2 separate regions of the Homo sapiens genome follow, and region 1 is linked to region 2. A link is an interaction called in ENCODE POLR2A ChIA-PET data of the cell type or tissue named here. Cell type or tissue: OCI-LY7. All regions are shown on one strand.

Region 1 (2,500 bases), 150 kb after region 2:
GTTGAGGCTGCAGCGAGTCATGATTGTGCCACTGCACTCCAGCCTGGGTGACAGAGCAAGACCTTGTCCTCAATAAATAAATAAGAAAACAAGGATTAAAAGATGGAAACTTTCTAATACTGGGGTTCCTTATCCAGGGCTAATTTATCCTTTAGGCATAGTAAACGTGTGCCTTGGACCAAGATACATATAGGGGTCCACAGAAATATTTTCATTTTTATTTCTTTTAAATCAGAAGTAGTAATGTATATACATGTATGTAATAGCAAACCTATACAGTATTTTATTCGTGTTTATACAGATGTACAGAAAATATAGTCATAAATGTATAGAAAATATAATATTTAATAGTTTTTGTGGAGTAAGTGCCTTACAAAGGCAAAAGGGCCTAGGGCCTTGGGAAGTATGATGCAGCCCTGCTTTTCCTTCTTAAAGGCTTCCTTCCTAAACACCTTTCATCTCTTTATTTTATTCTTTTCCTACACCATGATCTTATGAATACTTAAATTCCCAACTGATTGCTATGTGTATTGAAGCATAATATCACAAAGTACATAAATCAGAAGTGTATATCCATGTAAGTGTACACCCAGATGGAAAAAAGAAGTAATTTTTTTCAGTGACATTATTGCATTGTGACCTCAAGTTCAGAGCAACATTCTGTGCCCCTAGAATACCGTGATAGCTGCTAAACTAGTCAGGAATTTTTTGTTTTCAGGCATGCAGTGGTGTAATTATAGCTCACTGCAGCCTCGAGCTCCTGGGCTCAAGTGATCCTCCCAAGTAGCTTGGATTAGAGGTTTAGCCACCACGCCCAGCACTAATCAGGATTTAAATATTAATATTTAAGGTGTATGAAATGTGCAGATAATAAAACTGTTTTCCCAGCTTTTTATTAACAAATACTCCCTTCTGAGGCAGTGTTTGAATTACTCAATTAGAGAAATTTTTCTCCCCACAGCTCGATGCATTCTATTTCTCATCATTTGGCTCATAACTGGAGGAAGGCACCACTTTTGGTTCTTGCCAAATCTGACTGCTGATGTGGGCTTCATTGACTCCTTCAGGCCTCTGTACACACATGAATACAAAGGACCAAAAGCAGACTTAAAGAAAGATGAGAAGTCTGAAACCAAAAAGCAACAGAAGTCCGACAGTGAGGAAAAGTCAGACAGTGAGAAAAAGGAAGATGAGGAGGGGAAAGTAGGACCAGGAAATCATGGAACAGAAGGCTCGGGGGGAGAACGGCATTCAGACACGGACAGTGACAGGAGGGAAGATGATCGATCCCAGCACAGTAGTGGAAATGGAAATGATTTTGAAATGATAACAAAAGAGGAACTGGAACAGCAAACAGATGGGGATTGTGAAGAGGATGAGGAAGAGGAAAATGATGGAGAAACACCTAAATCTTCACATGAAAAATCATAATCTGACTAATTTTGGGACTGAATGAATAAGTACAAGAGGTTGGATTTTCTATGTTGGCTGATTACCATATTGAACACATGGCATTTGTAGCATTCTTTAAATCTATCTACTGAAATGTATTTGACATTCAAGCAGTTATATTCGGTCCTTCATTTTATAGAATATTGGCACTATTATTGGTACAGTTTAAAGCCATTAATATGTTTTATCCATTTGATAATTTTACAGTAAGTAGGTCTCATTCATTTTGACAGTTATCAAAGATGTACTTTCCACAGTTAAATTTACATTAATGGCAATTTTTGATAGTTTTATGGCTTTTTACTGTTAGACTAATCAAAAATAACTTTAAAAGGAACAAAGAAACTCCAACATTTCACATTATGCATAGTTATGTAGCCATTTCACAGTTTCTTTAAGATGTGTAAACTCATTGTCCTTGATAGTTTTTATTTTTCATTATAAAATTATACCAGGAGATTTCTTTTAAGATTCTGAGTTAGCAGAGTTCAAAACTATTTTGTGGAAACAAGCCAACTAGTAACAATGCAGCAACACTTCTGGTTTAGCTAAATTATTTTTCCAATGTAGGAAATCCACACTGATTTGTACGTCTGACTGAGAGAAAGATGGTCGTCTCCAGCAGAGAAAGTGAACAGCATTTGTTGGAAGGTGATGGCTCTCCCTCCTCCCTCCCCATTTCATTGGCGTAACGTAAAGTGTATTCTGTACATAATTTACAAATAAAACATTTTATTTTAATTGTTACTTATTATTTAGATATTTCTCAACACTTAAATTCATAAAATTAAGACCATGTAAGGGTATGTTTTTAGAGAAATGGAAGTTTGAGTAACCCACAGAACATCTGTGATCTTTCTACAGCAGCTTCAGTTTTGTGCCAACATTCCATGTATTTTGAATATGAGCAAAAACTGATCTTAAGAGCAGACTTAAAGTAGCTTTGTACGCCTTAATGTTCATTTTGATTTATTTTAAATCTTTACATTCAGAAATGAGATACTGTATTATCAGACCAGGAGGCATTGCTGTGAAAGATAATTTCCTA
Region 2 (2,500 bases):
TATTAGCAGCTTTATTCAGGACATCTGAAATTAGTAACAGATTTCCTCTCTGTACATCCCATCTACAGCTTTTTTTATTTCTTTTTCCAAATCTCAACCCAATAATTTTTTTTTGTCAAGTTCCTGCTCTCTGTTCCACTGAAGTCCGAGCTCTTCCTACAGATTTTCTCTAATTAAATGTAAAGAGTGATGGCTCATTGGCTTTAACTAAGGACCATTTGTAAATAATCATCTTGCTGCTTTAATTGTTCATTTTCATTCATTCAGTACTTCTTCATCCAGCAATTATTTAAATGAGCATTTTCCATATGCAGAACATACCTGGATAATTTCCAATTCACCTTAGAGACCCCAATACATGTGACAGTTTTCCTTTTGAATAGAACATATCAGTACTACCTACAATGGCACTTAAAAATGATGACTAATGTACAATCTGAGCTATTTGATCAGAAAATAAATAAGTTAATGATGAAATAAAGACTTCTGTAAGAGGAGGCAGGAGAGATAACCACGGAAAATGGGACATGCTTCCCTTTTCAACCAAACCCAGGAATGGATTGCAGAGATCAGGTGGGTTGTATAGAATCTCAGCGTTGCAAGGGATCTTGGAAGTCTCCTTATCCAACCTCCTAATCAATAATCAGAGAGAAATCCTTTTCACAGCCTCTCTACTCATGACCACCACAATTCTGGCTGAACTGTTCTTTCAAGTTTGCCCCAGCATTATGGAGCAGCTCCTAGCGGGAGGAAGCCCTCCCACAGGGCCCCAATCTATCTTCTGGTGTCTTTCACCCAGTGCCCCAATCAGTCAGCTGTAACATTCAGCTCCTTCTTCCTCCTGGCAGCCCTGCAGTGTTGGACAACAGCCAGGTCTCCCTTAAACTTTATCCCTGTAGGACTGAACATGCCCTGGTCTTTCAGTCTTTCCTCACACGCATGGCTTTCAGATCAAGGAGGATGCTCCAACTCCATCACTTTCACTTGCCAACAGTTTGATTCCACAGTGAATTTGAGAGCTCAGCCACCCGTGCACACAACAGCTGCACTCTGTCTCTAGGTGTTCATGTCAGTGTGTGTCTCCCTTCCTGTCTCGCAACATTAATCATAATATTCTCAAGACCTAACTGTTAAAACAATGTGCACGCTTTTTCTCTTTTAAAAAATGTTGTATTATGAAAATTTTCAAACACAAAAAGTAGAGAGAATAGGAGAAAGTGGACCACCATGTACCCATCATTCAACTTCAACATTATCTTCATTACATCAATCTTGCCTCATCTAGTCCCCTTTCTTCTACTTTTTTGTTTTTTAAAAACACATTTTAGGCTGGGTGTGGTGGCTCACACCTGTAATACCAGCACTTTGGGAGGCTGAGGTGAGTGGATCACCAGGTCAGGAGTTCGAGACCAGCCTGGCCAAGATAGTGAAACCCCGTCTCTACTAAAAATACAAAAATGAGCTGGGCATGGTGGCGGGCACCTGTAATCCCAGCTACTCGGGAGGCTGAGGTAGGAGAATTGCTTGAACCCAGGAGGTGGAGGTTGCAGTGAACCAAGATCGTGCCACTGCACTCTAGCCTGGGTGACACAGCAAGACTCCCTCTCAGAAAAAAATAAAATAAAATACATAAATAAATAAATTTATTTTTTGTTTGGATTTTATAATGTGAGCACCCTATTTTATTATATTTTATTATTTTAGATTTATTACATTTTAAAAAATCTAGGTAGGGGAAATGTAGGCCATGGGTATACTCTTTATAGTTTACTGTATGAAAAAATAAATGCCATTAATTATTTTTAAAATGTATATAAGCTAGTGATTAACAAATTTTTAATGTTTCTATTAGAAAAAATATAAAAGTGACAATTGCTAAAACCACATATAGTAATACTTGTTTTTTGTTGCTGTTGTTGTTTTTGTTTTTTTGAGATGGAGTCTGCTCTCTTGCCCAGGCTGGAGTGCAATGGCGCAATCTCAGCTCACTGCAACCTCCATCTCCCGGGTTCAAGTGATCCTCCTGCCTCAGCCTCTCGAGTAGCTGGGATTACAGGCACCTGCCACCATGCCCAGCTAATTTGTGTACTTTTAGTAGAGACAGGGTTTCACCATGTTGGCCAGGCTGGTCTCGAACTCCTGACCTCAGGTGATCCACCTGCCTTGTCCTCTCAAAGTGCTGGGATTACAGGCGTGAGCCACCATGCCTGGCCTGTAATACTTGTTATTGAGTAAAAATTCAAAGAAGGAAAATATACCCTGATAAAATGTAAAAGTATAAATTTGACCTGAGAAAAAAACTGTCAGTAAAAATTAAGAAAAAATATACAATGGCTGAAGACATGGTGAATAAAATTTGATGCAGACAAAAATAAAAAAGACCGAAATGAAGAAGCAAATTTTAATTATAAACATTAAATAAAATAACTTAAATATATTTAATGGTGTCTAATTCAGAGAAATAAATAAATAAAAATCAAAAGCTTATTTTTTAGAAGAC

What was found. ChIA-PET counts read pairs that join two places held together with the same protein. Peaks named below come from ENCODE experiments on the same cell type or tissue, not always from the same donor. Only the 100,000 strongest peaks of a DNase experiment are listed, where the experiment ranks them.
Region 1: POLR2A ChIA-PET joins it to region 2 with 5 read pairs; 3 of 35 experiments call an interaction of 5 or more read pairs at or near these places.

Annotation. Positions count from the first base shown.
Region 1 is chr3:169,991,633-169,994,132 of GRCh38, forward strand. SEC62 (SEC62 preprotein translocation factor) reads left to right here. Exons shown (of 8, transcript NM_003262.4): 8 at 962-2,500. The coding sequence ends at 1,431. Among named protein-coding and RNA genes, the nearest start is that of SEC62, 26 kb to the left of the region's middle. In OCI-LY7, no CTCF peak of the experiment used is centred here; no DNase peak of the experiment used is centred here; H3K27ac peaks cover 353 bases.
Region 2 is chr3:169,840,438-169,842,937 of GRCh38, forward strand. The region is part of intron 8 of LRRC31 (leucine rich repeat containing 31); the gene reads right to left. Among named protein-coding and RNA genes, the nearest start is that of LRRC31, 28 kb to the right of the region's middle. In OCI-LY7, no CTCF peak of the experiment used is centred here; a DNase peak (open chromatin) is centred at 1,054; H3K4me3 peaks cover 962 bases; H3K27ac peaks cover 1,006 bases.